Linked DNA regions of Homo sapiens: region 2 is linked to region 1. The links are chromatin loops, found by intact Hi-C in ENCODE. Cell type or tissue: dorsolateral prefrontal cortex. All regions are shown on one strand. Region 1 holds the start of NLGN4Y (neuroligin 4 Y-linked). Region 2 overlaps NLGN4Y (neuroligin 4 Y-linked).

What was found. Peaks named below come from ENCODE experiments on the same cell type or tissue, not always from the same donor. Only the 100,000 strongest peaks of a DNase experiment are listed, where the experiment ranks them.
Region 2: a loop joins it to region 1, with 8 times the contacts of the local background. A loop is called at or near these places in 2 of 110 quality-filtered maps.

The regions. Positions count from the first base shown.
Region 1 is chrY:14,518,537-14,526,536 of GRCh38, forward strand. It overlaps NLGN4Y (neuroligin 4 Y-linked), which reads left to right and starts at 5,993. Exons shown (of 7, transcript NM_001365588.1): 1 at 5,993-6,172. In dorsolateral prefrontal cortex, no CTCF peak of the experiment used is centred here; no DNase peak of the experiment used is centred here.
Region 2 is chrY:14,819,297-14,827,296 of GRCh38, forward strand. NLGN4Y (neuroligin 4 Y-linked) reads left to right here. Exons shown (of 7, transcript NM_001365588.1): 5 at 4,892-5,077. Among named protein-coding and RNA genes, the nearest start is that of NLGN4Y-AS1, 19 kb to the left of the region's middle. In dorsolateral prefrontal cortex, no CTCF peak of the experiment used is centred here; no DNase peak of the experiment used is centred here.

The sequences.
Region 1 (8,000 bases):
AGGTTCCCAGAACTCACTCGAGACCTGTGAAGTTTGAATCCTGGTGTTTAGCTCTAGAGGCATGGATTTTGTAACCATCTTCCTGGGTCATCCTTGTTGACCTTGAAGTTCCAAAGCCTCTGCTCACTCCATATCTATTTCTCTTCTCTAGATATTATTAACTTGGAATAATTTCCCATATCTACTCTCCAATTCCCCAGAAAAAACTTGTTCTGTGAACCTTTTTCTCATCATCCCAATAGGATGCTTGTTATGCCTTCTGTATGCTTTGGAGATGGCATATATCACACATTGAGTTGCATTTTAATAATTGAAGAGTTTAATTTATTCCCTTATTAGATTTTAAGCATCTTTTATGCTATACATATTTATCTTTCCAATAATGATTAATAACATAGTATATATTATTATTGCACTAACAATTATCCTACTGAAAATATTTGTTTCAATTTGACCATTGTATTAGGAGAGTCAATAGGAATCAGTAGTGCCCTATAGTGTATCTGGCTTCACCAGTATTGTATTTCGAGTTCCACATATTGATCCCATAGGAGCATTAACATAATAGTATGTATGAATGTATGTATGTTCATAATAGTATGAACATAACAGTATGTAGAATGTAGTTGATGAAGACACTGAGATGGAAAATCAGAGAGAACAAGTAATGTGGTATAGATTATGTCTCATGTTTCATCCAGTTCTTTGTACCAAACCCAGCTTATATATCCTTCTAGGAACCCTACTGTTTTATTTCATTTTATGAATCCTCCTAGCTCCCACATCTCACCATACTCCACAATTAGATTTCAAGTGGAAACATGAAGAATGATATCCTTATCTCTTCCAGGAATTCAGAATTTAAACCTCCGAAGCTCTTCTGTCTGTATCGTAATCCTGTGGCTCAGTTGTTAAGAACTGGTGTTTTAGGTTCTATCCTGGTCACTTATGAGGGATTTTGGATTAGGGAAAATTATAAACTCATAATATCTTATATTCACTTTTTCTTATAAGCATGATTCCATTTGTCTAAGATGCTTTCTTAATTTTTTTTTTTTTTGAGGGAGGGTTTCATTCTGCAACACAGGCTGGGGTACAGTGGCATGATCATGGCTCACTGCAGCCTCAACCTCTCTGGCTCAAGTGGCCCAACCTTCAGCCTCTTGAATAGCTGGTACCACAAGCATGCACTACCACTCTTATTTTAATTTTTTGGTAGAAACAGGATCTCACTACATTGCCCAGGGTGATATCGAACTCCTGGGCTCTAGTGTTCCCCCTGCCTCAGCCTCCCAAAGTGCAGAGATTCCAGGCATGATCCACTGCTCCTGGCCTTTTTTTTTTTTTTAAGAAATTAATTAATTAATTTTAAAAAGTCTTAGTGAAGTAATTCAGACAGAAGTGACTTGTCTGCTCTCTCCCAGGTCACATGTCTCAGGGAAGAGATCTGCTACCCAACCAATGCACCCACAAACTAAGCCAAGCATTCAGATTTTGCCCAAAATCTCCCTCCCAATCTCACTTTATCATGCTGCCTTAAAGTATTTAGAGTTGATGTCTCCCCACAGCAATCTCCACTCCCTTCCCTTCCCCTCTCCCCTCCCCTCATCTCCCCTGCCCTCCACTCCCCTCCACTTCTTTTCTGTCCCTTCTTTTTCTCCTTTTCTCTTTCTCTCTCTGTCTCTCTCATTCAGGACTTGATTTGTCACAGCCATTCTTGCAACAACCTTACAAACATTTTCTTTGCTTTCCACATTGGCCCTCTTCAACTAGTTCTCCATGTTGCCATCACAGTGATTGTCCTAAAACATAAATCTGATTATTTCTTCTTCCCTCACTGCAGAAAATGTGTTATTGGCTTTCCCACTGCCTACTGGATAAATTCCACCTTTTCAGCATGACATTTAAAACTCTTCACAATTAGGTCTCTAATCCTTTCCTCACTACCTTCTTTTCAAATTCAATGTCCTGCCATGCCAAACCCTCCCTATTTCTAGATCTCCACACATACAGTATTGCTGCGATGTCTTTAGCCATGGCTTCTTTTTCAACTTCTTCAACCAATCAGTGTCGATGTACCATTCCTTCCCTACTCTGAATGTTCTTCCTTTGCAAACCCTTGGTTAATTATTTTAACCTCTATGGGTCCCTATTAATTTATATGTATTCCTTGTACACACCTTCCTGTAATCACATTTTTTTCTCATGCTTTTCATTATCTTGTCTACTATAATGTATGCTTTCTCAAAAATAAATGGATAAGTCTCACTCACAGTTACATGTCTGTGCTTAGGACTGTGTCAGTGCTAAAAAAAAAAAAACCTGAACTTATGAATAAGTCAATGAATTAATACATTCTTGGCAAAGTCCATGACTTTGTGGCCTATTATAAATTAGTGTGTTCAAGTTGAGGTTCTGGTTTAGTTTAGGACATAGATATCTATATATAGTCCATATATCTACATATATATGTCTACATCCATGTATATCACTGATTTGGGGGATAAGCTGTATTTATAAACAATACTATCATGTTAATGGGTCTTCAATATCTACACAATAATGGAAAAAAGTATATGTATATTTCTAAATATCTAATGGGAACACACACACATATATGTATGTATGTATATACATTTTTCTATTATTGGCTATAGATATCTTTTAATAGATAAGTGTATATCTATGTACCAATCTTGTTGGCAAAGGATGCTTTCATGCATATTATCTCATTTAGTCCCCACAAGGAAAAGCAACCCACAGGAAAGGTAATAATAATGTCAGCTCAACAGAGTCACAGAACATAACTGACTTTATGACAAGGCAAAATTTGTGAGGATAGAGTCTTAACATGAAACCAGGTCCCCAGATTCATGTCCATCATCTTCCCCATTATTGCTCATGTTGTCCAAAATCCTTCGCATCATCATGGAAGGCTTCATGCTTAGGTTTACTTCCTAAAGCAGAAGCAATTAGGAGAATGTCCTATGTGTTGTGGACATTATCTTTTTTCCTTCCATAAATGAATTAATGGGCAATGAAATAATTTTAAGAAAAGCTAACTTTTATAGCCAGGTAGAATAAAAGTAATCACCATGAAATATTGTGAAGATAAGCAGGCCCCACACACTAGCTCAGCTAATCAATATGACAATATTACATGGAGATTATCTGTTCCATTTTACAGATGCAGAAATGGAGGCGAATATTAAAATTCATTCCTAAGGTCACATGCAACTTAAACCCAAGCAATCTCATTTTAGAATCTGTGTTCATTGCCACAACATTCTATGATGTACTCTGATCTTTGCATTGCCAATTTAAATCCAACTTTCTTGAAGCCAACTTTAAATACTGGGAACTTTAAGCATTGTCAATTTCAAGCCAACTTTCTCCAACCCAATTTTAAATACAGGGGTCACACCCTCCTCCTCGCCCCCTGCAACTTGAAACTCCCTGGGAAAGATAACCTCCTGGACCTGGGAAATGAGGAGTATTTAGAAACAACTGCCTCTTGGTAAGCACACCTCCTATATTTTATCCAAATCATGAAATTATAACAATAGAAGTAAACAAAAAGCCTTCATTCATCCTCTTTCAACCATAACCTCGGCATAAAAAGCTCCTGTACTTTACAGAGCTGTATTCCAATTTTCGCTGCTCTTAAAATTTTTTTTAATATCATTGCTTCCCAATTGACTCACAATAACGCAGACATAGGGACTGCTGGAGACTGTGACCTTAAACAGTTAAAGATGTCTGCATATACGACATCATGTTTGGTGTGGAGAGTACCTAGAGATTCCTAAAAAAGCAAAGAGGAAGAAGGTTTGCTGTGCGCATCTGGGTACCCTGCTCTATCTCCAGGGTTCCCAGGATCTCTCTGTTACAGCTGGTTTGCACTGGGATTAGTTGCTCTTTGCATGAGGTTGTAGCTGTGGACGTGGGTTTTGTAGCGATTGGGACGACTCTGGAGATCTATTGGCTGCTGGGTTTGTAAATTTCATTCATTTTGGTCCAATGGCAGAAGGAGAGCGCCGGAAGCAGAAGGACCTCTCTCCCCTAGCTCTCTTTTTCTTGCAGAGACATCTTTCTCCCATCTCTGTCTGTTAGTACAGAGCTCTTATTCAGCCACTAGCTCGGCCTTTCCTGCTTCAATTGTAATGCTTGTTCTGCCCGGGGACACACTATTGACAGCAGAAACAATGAATTTCCTCCAAACCCGGCAATGTTGGTGGCTCTTGCATTCCTCTGGATGAGCGAATCTAGTTGGGGGGTTCCCGAAGGGGAAGGCGCCTGGGCTTTCAATACATCCTCCTGAATCATACTGCGTTTCAGGTTCCTTAGAAAAATTTGGATGTGTAAAAAGAACTCTTAACGGCGATGCAGGTCTTCCACAGCTAAGGTAGGTGCAGTTTTAAGACGTGTCTTTCGCATATTATTATCCTTATTTTAAAAAGCCGTTTAAACAATTTGACTTGCAGTGGCTCTCCAGCAAAGGAGGGAAAGCCTCACTGGCGATATTTGAGCTTCATTTCATCTAATATTTATTTATTTTTTCCTTTTATTATTATTATTATTGGACAATTTGGGCTGGACTCTCTCCCATCTGTCTCGCTCCATTTCTTTGGTGTGGATGGGAATGTGGACATCGATGTATGGCTTTTACATGCAATCTCTCCACAGGAACATTTGGTTTTATTTTCACTTAAAAATAAAAATGCAGACCACCAATGTTGTTTGGAAGCATTTTGCTGCAATCAGCTGTTTGAACAGCTCTGGGGCCATGTGCGGTGTGTTTAAAAAGTAGCGCTGCCTTCCATACAAATTAAAGGAAGACTGTGGCGGGGAAAGGAGGGGAAAAATATATATATATATACACACAGACATATATATGCGTATGTGTGAGTTTGTGAGTGTACACATACACACACACATATATATATGTACACACACACACATACATGCAGTACAGGGGAAAAGGAGGGAAAAGGCCAGGGCTGGAGATGGCGAAAGCAGGAGGACTTCTGCAAACTGTGAGCATGGAAGGCTTTTCTTCTCTTTTCTCCCCACTCCAAAGCCCTCGTCTTCTTTAAGAAAACCACCACTGCCTGGGGTGCTTCTTTTGGGAGGCTGGGGTTGGGGGTTGGTGCCATTAACCAGAGAGAAAAGGGGAAATAAAGCTTGGTTGGGGTTGCATTATGAGATTTTTTTTTCCCTTCCTTCATCTCCTGGCCTCGGATAAGATAAGGCTTGGGGGATGCACGAAATAATCCAAGTGATTGATTAGACCTGGCATGGCTTGGTTGGGCTGGAGAAAGATCGGGGCGCGCTGGAAACCCCGCGTGAAGATGAAATGACTGTAGCTCCGTGCTGCTCCTCCAAACTCGGGAGCGGTATCCATGCACCCCTTTCCCGTGTGTGTGGGTTACGACGTGGGTGGGAGTGGTGAGGCAAGCCGCAAAAGTGGGGTAGAGCTGGTGGTTTTGCTTCTTCGGAAGCCTTTGAGTGTGGCCTGGACCTTAGATGGGGGTGCAGGGCGGTTTGCCGCTGCCACCCTCGGCACCATCTCTGAACTGCCCGCTTTTCCGGAGGAGCGGAAAAGTTGGAAGCCGAAAAGACAGGCGCCCGGAGCCCTGGTCTAGGTATCAGGTGATCCGGAGCCCTAGTCGGTGCCCACTAAGAACACCCCTTCTCCCATCGGGGGTTCGGAGGAGTGTTAAGCCTGCGGGTCTGCCAGTCCCTAAGGTAGGGATGGGGGAGGGGTCTGAGGAATCCGTTCCAATAGGCACACCATCCCCACAGCCCTAGAAAAGGCAACCACCACCCGCTCCTTCCTCCCGCACCATCCCATCTCAAGGCTCTCTGCTGACCCGGGCCGATTTCATCTGGTCTCTTCTCCCCCGCTTCCCACCTCCCAATTCCCGCGCAGCTCGGCTCCGTTCCCTCCCACTCCCCTAGGCGGAACTGAAAGCGAAGATCAGCCAAGAGCACAGTCGGAGGCGGCAGAGACGGTGGCGGGTGAGCTAGGGGCTGTGAGACGAAGCAGGGAGAGAGTGAACTTCAGCCCCGTCCCCTCCCCACTGCCACGGCTGGGGCAACCCAACCCGCGCCTGAAGCGGCTTGGCTTGACCTGCGGAAGCGCGGGCCGGGATGGCGTGGGGAGAGGGAGGTAGGTGCCACTGGGCTGCAGATGACGAGTGGGTTGGGGGCTTGCTGTGGGACAAGAGGTTCAGGTTCCGGCCTGCGCCTTCCACTCCGCGGTGGCGCTCTCTGCCTGCGGTTTTCCAGGAGGCCGATCTACCCCAGGGACACTCTCATCCTTCAGGCGGTCTCCTGGACGCCCTTTCCTCCCCTTGCCTCCCAGCCTGACCTGGCTCTTTCGCCCCTCGGAGAACCGGTAGGTTGGGGTCCCTCGGCGGGGGTCTAGTGAGCCGAGTCGCGAGCTTTGCGCCCCCGGTATCTAGGCCCCGTGCCGCGCGCAAATCCGGGCCCAGGCGTACAGTTCTGGAGCCTAGTCGCCGCCAGACACAGGGCCCTTTGTACCCGGAGGAGCGGGAGCGGGAGCGGGGGCGTCAGGGCAACCCTTGCACCCCAGAGGCCTGCCTAGGACCACCCTGGGAACAAATGTCTCGCTCGGAAAACGAGGTGAACCCGGAGGATGTCCTACGCATCATACCCCTCCCCTTCTTGAGAAGGCTTTTTCTTTTTTTCTTTTTTTTTCCCGGTTTCCTTTTCTCTGGCTTCTTCCACACCTTACCGCAGGTGTGGGCCTCTTTTCATGTATGTGCGGCTGCTATCTCGGGGATGCAGGGGAAGGCGGTGTAGGAGGCAGCGTGGAAGGGTACTAGGAGGTGGCGGCGGGATTTTGGGCCTGGTGATGTGCCCGAGCTTGCAGCTAGCTGGGGCACTGGGCCCCCAAGTCACGAATTCAGCCCAGGGCTTGGGCGAGACTGCCCGGAGCAAGGACGGAGGATCCAGATTTACCATTTGGACCCAAATTAAGAAATTTGGGGTGGGGGTTGGGTAGGGGTTTTGAAACTAAGCAGGTGACGTCCTTGCGAGCTGAATCCACAAGGTGGTAGTATGGCTTATATTATTTTTATTTTATTATTTTATTTTATTTTTCTATTGTTCATTTTTTTTGTGTGTGGGGAGTGGGGGATGTTTTTTTCTCTGTGTACTCCAATCTTATGCTTTTTGAAGGCATCCATTGCCCGTAGGGTTTACATAAGACCGCGTTGCATTATATTTTCTTAAAAGTGGGGTGGTGTGCATAAGCTTCCATTTCAGAATCAGTCGCTCCTGTGATGTGAGGGAGGCAAAAGCAAAGAAAAGGAAAAATAAACAAAATAAGAAGTTTAGGGAGACTTCATTATCCCCACGAAGCCGGAATTGCCAGTTTGTGTGGTCGTTCTGCGGGCAACATAGAAGTGCGTGTTTCAGAAATCCTTGGATAGCTTCTTTCTTCTCCAACTAGAAATTAAATGGCCAGGGTGCAAACACCTGACTTTGATGAAAACAAAGTGGCAGAAACTACAAGAGACCTGATTGCTTTCAATGAACGCACTGAGCCTTTTCCTAGAGGATGGCAGAGCTGGGAGAAATCAGATCTCAAAGAAATCTACAGTTTTGTGAGGGCAGATTTGGAGAGTGGAGAATTATTTCATACCTTTAGTTGGCCCTGGTGAAGATGTTAGCAGTAATCCATCAAATCCTTAGCATAGATTTTCCTGTGGAAATGAGCAAAATGTTAAGGGGTTGGGGGATGGCTATATAGGAATTTCATGGAGACCTCTGCAAGGATGTATTTTCTCAGATTAGAAATCCGGTATTTTATTACACAATGCAATGAATGCATTCTACACACACATGCATTCCATATTTCTGTATGTGTGTCTGTGTGTGTGTGTGTGTGTGTGTGTATGTAGTCTTTTTAAAGAGTATCTTTGACATGTAAAAACATAATCAGGGCCATTGTAGGAAGTGGAAAATTACTT
Region 2 (8,000 bases), 300 kb after region 1:
CAAACACTCAGGCTGTAGCTAAAGCCACTTTATTTTCACTAAAGGCCAGGGTTTGATCTAACAATAGCATGATATCTTTCCAAGTGAAGTCAAATATTTGCCCTGGACCCTGTAGGACATCTATATACCTATTCAGGACTATCTGAAAACATCCCCAGGTCTACCTTATCTGCTTTAAATTGGAGAGGGAGAAGGGGACATGTACCTAGGTTCAGTCAAATTCCCCTCCCCTGACAGCTTGAAGGGGACATAAGCCATAGCCTGGGGGTGTTTGTGGTCCCTTGGATATTTCTTTGCTTGTTCCCCTTCTGGGTGGGGGAGACTAGAGGAGGCTTATTACTGATAGGAAAGGGAGCTGTATAGATGGTAGGATATGAAGCTAAACTGAGAGGTCCTCCTGTGGAATGTAAATTTCAAGCTTTGCCTTGTTGTGGATTATCCTTCAATGAAAAGAAAGCTTAGACATAAGATATTTCACTCAATTTGCCTTCTCTCTTACAGGTCAAAGGACAGTATGGCATTCTAATTTATACTTCCCTCAGGTGGTCATTTTTCCCATCAGAGAGAGAATATTGAGGCCAGGCCATAGTGCAGAAAAAAAAATAAGCCACTTCTATTTCAGTGTTTGCAGATCAAATTGTTCCCAATGGCTTAGGATGCATTTCAAGGGTGAGCTTGTTGATGCCTGAGTGATTCCCATCTAAAAGAAAAAAACAAATGTGGTTTTGGTTTGCCTTTTTTCCTTGCCCAAGATCCTGCAACAGTCCCTGGACCCTGATGTTCCGAATAGTTGTGCTCGCCAAAGCAGCAGCAGAAACACTAGTTTTCCTCCTAGATCATAAGGAGGACCAATAAATGTCGGATTTAGTAGCCCTTACCAACACATTCTTGAAAATCAACACCCTTGCCTTTCCTCTTAGACCACAAAGAGGACTGAGAAAAATCAGATTTAGTGGCCCTTAGTGATGCATCCTTAAAAATCTGTAAGAGTCCTAAGCATTCTCCTCTTAGTATTGGGACCTTATCCTTGTCCTATAAAGATGATATGCATCAAAATGGAGTGGAGGGCCATACCCTTAGGGAGGGAAGGGATCTCCAGGGTTGGAAGAGTGACACCTTTTGTCCTCACTTCTCATCAATGAAAAGGAAGGATATAATTTCTGAGGCTCCCCTTATCCTAGCTTCAGGAATAGCCTTTGTTAGGCCTGCTAGTCTGAGGAGGGTTGATAAATTCCAGATCATCCCCCTCCCAACAAAGCTTCAGGTGAAAACTATGTTTTTCTGATAGGGGAGCCTGGGTACCTAAAGAAGGAACAGAGTCCCACAGTTTATACCATAAATCATTTATAGGAGAAACTAGAAGATCACCAGGGACAGGGAGTTGTTTTTAGACACAGGGCTACCTTCAGAGAAGAGAGGCAGTAGGAAAGGTTGTCTTACAGGCGTTAGGACCCAGAAGGCAAGGGTCACGATAGATAGGATAGATGGGCGAGTCTCGCTTGTGCAACATAACTTTGAAAGTTATGCTCATGGCTGCAGGGTCAACCAACTTTTTGTTGGGACCCTGGAGCTGAATGACTTTCCTCTCTGTCAACCCTTGGCTCAGCCAAGAAATGCAGGAAAAATGGAAGCTGGTTCCAGGCAAATCAATGCTCCCAACTCCAAAGATTCAGTGGTTGTTAGAGAGCCCTTTCCCAGAAAGCCTGACACCTGAGTCTTTAGTCCAGCAGCCACGCTAGTTGCTTTTAACTGGTCAACAGGTGCCTGGTATTTAGTCCCCGAATTCTAAAGAAAAATAGGACAGAATAGCAAGTGAAAAGGGTCCAGCGGTACTCACCACATGGCAATATCCTGGATGAGCCACTAGATGTGTCCAGAGTTGGTTCCTGCCAGTGGGTTCGTGGTCTTGCTGACTTCATGAATGAAGCTGCTGACCTTCACTGTGAGTGTTACAGATCTTAAAGGTGGCATGGACTCAAAGAGTGAGCAGCAGCAAGATTTACTGTGAAGAGTGAAAGAACAAAGCTTCCACAGAATGGAAGAGGACCCTAGTGGGTTGCCACTGCTGGCTGAGTTGGCCAACTTTTATTTTCTTATTTGTCCCATCCCATGTTGTCTGTCTGTCCTATCAGAATGCCCTTTTTACAATCCTCCTTGTGATTAACTACTTTTAGGTTATTATAGAGTGCAGATTTGTGCATTTTACAGAGTGCTGATTGGTGCATTTTACAATCCTCTTGCTAGCTACAGAGTGCTGATTGGTGTTTTTACAGAGCACTGATTGTTGCATTTTACAATCCCCTTACTAACTACAGAGCGCTGATTGGTGCATTTTACAATCCTCGCTAAAGAGTGCTTATTGGTGTGCTTTACAATTCTCTTGTAAGACTGAAAAGTTCTCCAAGTCCCCACTCGACCCAGGATGTCCACCTAGGTTCACCTTTCAGATAATGTTTGGTAATTATTTAACTAAGCCAACATCTTAGCAGAATTCAGGCATCTGTCATTTTTCTAACCTGCTGGTCTTTCATTAGTTTTACAAAGGTTGTTTAGTTTTAAGAAGGGCTATTATCATTTAAACTATAAGTTCAATTTCTCCCAAAGTTAGCTTGGCCTATGCTCAGCAATGATCATTGTAGTATGGTGGTGAAAGACAAGATGGTGTTGGTTAGGTCAGATCTCTTTCACTGTCATAATTTTCTCACAGTTACAAGTTTTGCAAAGGTGGTTTCAAGATGAAAGGAGTATACTCTTGTAAAGAGCGTAAAATTATTTCAGTCATTCTGTACCTGAAACAGGCACTCCCCCTTTTTGATAGTTTAAATTTAAAAAGAAAATTAATAATCCCTGGATGTTGCAGTAAATGAAAATTCCAATGCAGAAACTGTGAAAACACATGCTTCAAAACACCACATTCTTTTGTTAAACTTCAGAGATGCAAGCATTGCCATTTCCCTTGGCAAGCTTACAGAATATTTGGAGGAAATTCTGAACCTCAAAGATCAATCCATCCAGTAGGATGCTGTTTGAATAACTAAGATTTTTGAACACAAGGGACATTCATTAGCCTGCTATTGGAAAGGTTACAAAAACCCTTGTTTTGTAAGGGAGGAAGGGATTGTGGTGGAAGAAAGGCCAGTGATTCACAGCATGTTGAAAATCTTCACGATCCTCTGCAGAAACAAAATAAGCCAACAGATCATTCTGCAGAATTGTGAAAGAGAGAACAGTGAGTTAAGAAAAGATGTGCTGAAGACAGAATCATTCTGTTAGAAAATTACTCGTGCCTTAAAAATTAATTACCTCTCTCTTTAATAGGGGACGAAAGCATTGCCCTGTGGTATTAGAGGGCACCCACACTGACATTATTCATCATTGTCATATGTACCCTGAATGAAAGGATTTCTTCTCCCAGGCAAAGCCTGATGCTCTTTATGAACAAACCGTGTCAAAGATTTAGTGATGGAGACTGGTGTTGCAGAACATTTTTGGCATAAAGCACTAATTAGTAATCACTAATTAAATGGTGGGGGGCTTGCGTAATGTCTGAACATACCCACTAATCACAGCTAATCTCACATCAAGTTTCTCTGAACTTTAAAGAAATCACATTGGTAGGATGTGTCTTAAGTAAGACCAACCTCACAGTTGCAATACTGCCTCTCCTTGAAGCTGCAGGCAATGGTGACTCCTGATTTAGGCTTGGAATTTATTGTCATTGTAGGAAAAAAAAAATCTTATGACTTTCTTTGAAGCCTGGCCATTTCCTCCTTTCCAGCTCAGAGCATTTTTCCAATTGTTCACGAAACCTAATGGAAGAAAATCTGGTTAACTCTACTGGTATGCAGCCTCATCCTCTACTCTTTTTGTTTTAAAAGTAGAAGCCAACACTCAGTCTCTCATTGGAATGCTGTCAACTTTGGTTAGGAATATGCTTTGAAGTAGTTGGTTTGGATTTATGTTATTTTAGGGCTTAAAGCAGTCTGTCATCATACAAACAAGCCCCTCCCTTATGTGACACTGTTGTTCATAAAAGGCATCAGACTTTGCTCGGGAGAAATGCTCAACTAAGGACAGGAAAATGGTAAAAAACAACAACGCAAGAAACCTTCCCCAAATACTCAACTATAATATTTGTTCCTTACATACAATTTCTTTTTTTGAAGATCTACGTCATTAACTCATTTGAAGGGACATTTAGTACGTAATTTATCATAGGAGTCTGTTGTGTTTAAAGAAAAATGTGCACACAAATGGTACCTTGAACCTCGTAAAATTTACAATGACTTCTGGGATTGCTTCATGTTATTAATATTTTAGATTCATTTTGTCTTCTATTAGCCACATATATACCCAAAGATGACAAGGTATCATAATGTCAACTTAACAATAATCATTGTTTATGTAATTATTTCTGCCACAAAAATTTTTCTCTAGTTTTTTCTTTAATTTCCTGTAATTTCCACTAACACTGTAGATGCATTTTTCCTTCTACATTAGCCACATATATACCCAAAGATGACATGGTATCATAAGGTGAATGTAAACAATAATCATTATTTGTATAATTATTTCTGCCACAAAAATTGTTCTCCAGGTTTTTCTCTAATTTCCTATAATTTCCACTAACATTTTAGATTTATTTTGCCTTCTACATTAGCCATATATACCTAAAGATGACATGGTATCATAATGTCAACCTAAACAATAACTATTATCTATGTAATTATTTCTGCCACAAAAAATTTTCTACAGTTTTTCCTCTAATTTGTGGGGGACAGGGTTGTGGAGAGAGAGAATGAAGAAGGCAAGCTATGAGATAACTTTTCAAATGGTGGGGATGTGTACACAATTTTTTTGACCAACAAAAATGTCCTGTGTTCTTCTGTAGGGTTTTTAAGTACCGGTGACCAGGCAGCAAAAGGCAACTATGGGCTCCTGGATCAGATTCAAGCACTGAGGTGGATTGAGGAGAATGTCGGAGCCTTTGGCGGGGACCCCAAGAGAGTGACTATCTTTGGCTCGGGGGCTGGGGCCTCCTGTGTCAGCCTGTTGACCCTGTCCCACTACTCAGAAGGTAATAATGGTGTCCCCGGGGTGGGTGGGCAAATGCCCTGAACCAAGAAATGAATAGTCAGAGTTCATAGCTGAGATTCATGTCCAGGTTGCCAGAAGTCACTGTGGAAATTGCAACAGAAAATGCCCAAAAGACAAAATGAACCCATCTTCATATATTTTAACTCAGCTTTTTTTCCATTTGCTCTGTCACTCAGGCTGGAGTGCAGAGGCATGATCATAGCTCATTGCAGCCTCCAACTCCTGAGCTTAAGCCTTCTCCAATCTCAACCTGCTGAATACCTGGGACTAATGGTTAAATTTTAATTTTTATTTTTATAGAGAAGTGGTCTTGCTATGTTTGCTCAGGGTGGTCTCAAACTCCTAGCCTCAAGTGATCCTCCTCCCTTGGCCTCTCAAACTGCTGAGGTGACAGAATTGAGCCACCATGCTTGGTTAGCAATATCTCCTCATTTAAGTGTGTGACAATTAGGTGTCGGTTACAATGATAGGAAAAAAATAACTGCTTTAGAAGGGCGGACACTATTGTTTCTTTTGACAGTCTCACTGTATTTGAACATTTGAAATTTTATTAACTTCTAGCTACAATTTGGTAAGAGTAATATGGAAGAGAGACAGTACGTCAATAAGGAAGAGAAATAGTATGTCAATATTGCAGATTTATAGATTTTTAATCAACTGGGCTTTTAACCACGTGTTTTTTTAAAAGACACTTCTCTAATTCACATTAATTCTTTAAATCTTCTGGAAACATTAGGAACATGGCTGGTGCATTCATAGAGAAGTAGATTCTACCCATAGGAATAGTGTCTCTCTCCCTGACTCTGTCTCCCTCCCTCTCTCTCTTCCCCTTTCACTCTCCTCTTTCCCTCTCTCTTCCTGTCTCTCCCTCTCTATGTCCTCTCACTTTCTCTCTGTCTCTCTCTCTGTTTTCCTCTGTCTCTCGCCCTTCCTCTCTCCCCTCCTTCCACTGTCTCTCCTCGATCTCCCTCTCCCTCACACTATCCTCTCACCTCTTTCTCCTTTTCTCCCCTTCTCTCTTTGTCTCTCTTCCTCTCTCTCCCTCTCCAGTTCCCCAGTTTCTTCCTCACTGTCTCTCTTCCTCTCTCACTTCCCCCCCTTCACACTCTGTCTCTCTCCCTTTATTTCTTTCTCTCTGTCTCCCTTTTTCTCCCTCTGTCTCTTTCCCTTTCTTCCTCTCCTGCAAACATGACTTTCAGCAAAGGACCACCTTACTGGTCAGTTCAGCATGAGGCACTTGGAAGTGTCCACAGTTTCCTTTATCTCTCTCTCTCTAACACACTTTTAGGAAGAACCTCCCTGCTGGGCCAGTCAGCATGACATCCTCTACTTGTCCCCGTGGGAGCTCCAAACCCTCCCTGGGGCCCTGCTAATAACCTGGAAAAAGCTGCTGTTGGCAAAATAGGGGAAGGGGAAACCGCAGAAACACACTCACATCATGTTACCTCAATCAGACATGCACTTGTATGTGGTAGTTAGCATAGGCAACCACACCCAACCAGATGTGCACTTGGGCCTCTAAGTAGTAATTGCTCATGCTGCCTAAGTGGTGGTCAGCATAGACAGCCACACCCCTGAGCCCTGCCAGAGCACCTGAGGCTCACTCAATGCAATTCCCTGATGCTAATGCAAGAGGGAGGCTCTCTGCAGTATCAGATGAAACTTCAAAGAGAAGTCCACAGGAATTTGTGGCAATTGGTTCTGGAAGCTGGATCACCAATTCTTGGCTGTGGCCTAAAAGGAGAAAGCAGGAAAATCTGCAGAACAGATCCAGCCCTCTGTTACCTGGCCAGGTACAAATGAATATTCATAATAGCCATCTCAGTCATCAACACAGCATTGTGATATGTTCTGTGTCATTGGTAGGCTTCAGAATGGCACCACACTGACTGGACCATTTACATCTGAAGTACTCAAAATCTTAATGGAATTTTTCTTTCTTTTCTTTTTTTTTTTTTTTTTTTGAGACGGAGTCTCACTCTGTCACTCAGGCAGGAGTGCAGCATCATGATCTTCACTCATGTCAACCTCTGTCTCCCAGTTTTAAAATGATTGTCCTGCGTCAGCTTCCCAAGTAGCTGGGCTTACAGGTGACCATCACCATGCCCAGCTAATTTTTCTATTTTTAGTAGAGATGGTTTTTTACCATATTGGCCAAGCTGGTCTCAAACTTCTTGACCTGATGTGATCCGCCTGCCTCAGCCTCTGGAATTGTTATTTATTAAAGTTATCAGCTGGGTAAGGTGGCTCATGCCTGTTATCCCAGCAGTTTGGGAAGCTGAGTGGGGAGTATGGCTTGAGCCCAGGAGTTTGAGCCCAGCCTGTGCAACTTAGTGAGACCACATTTATACAAAAATAAATAAATAAAAACAAGCCAGGGCTGGTGGTGGACGCCTGTGGTCTCAGTTGCTTGGGAGGCTGAGGAGGGAGGATCACTTGAGCCAGGGAGGTCAAGTCTTCAGTGAGCTCTGAAGGTGTCACTGCACTTCACCCTGGGTGGCAGAGAGAGACCCTGTCTAAACATAAAGAAATAAAATTAAAAAAATACCTTTCTTTAAAGTAACTGCAGGACTTTCTTCACTTCCTGCACCATCTGAACAAGTTTCTAGATCACTATGCTCCTCAGTGTCTTCTTTAGCAAGATAGGACAGATGAGGATTTCCTAAAATCCTCCAAACTCTGAATTCCTTGAGTTCGTAGTTCATAATGTTTTGCCCAGGAGACCAAATGACTTTTGACCTCAAACTAGTGCTAATAACAGGGAAGAGGAAAGGCTCATATTTGTAGTAACTTTATTTTAAAAACAGGAACAATGAATAATCTGATGAACCATTTGGCATAGAGATTTCTATGGCATTTTTGAAAATACATAGATATTCACATTTCTCAGTTGATATGACAGT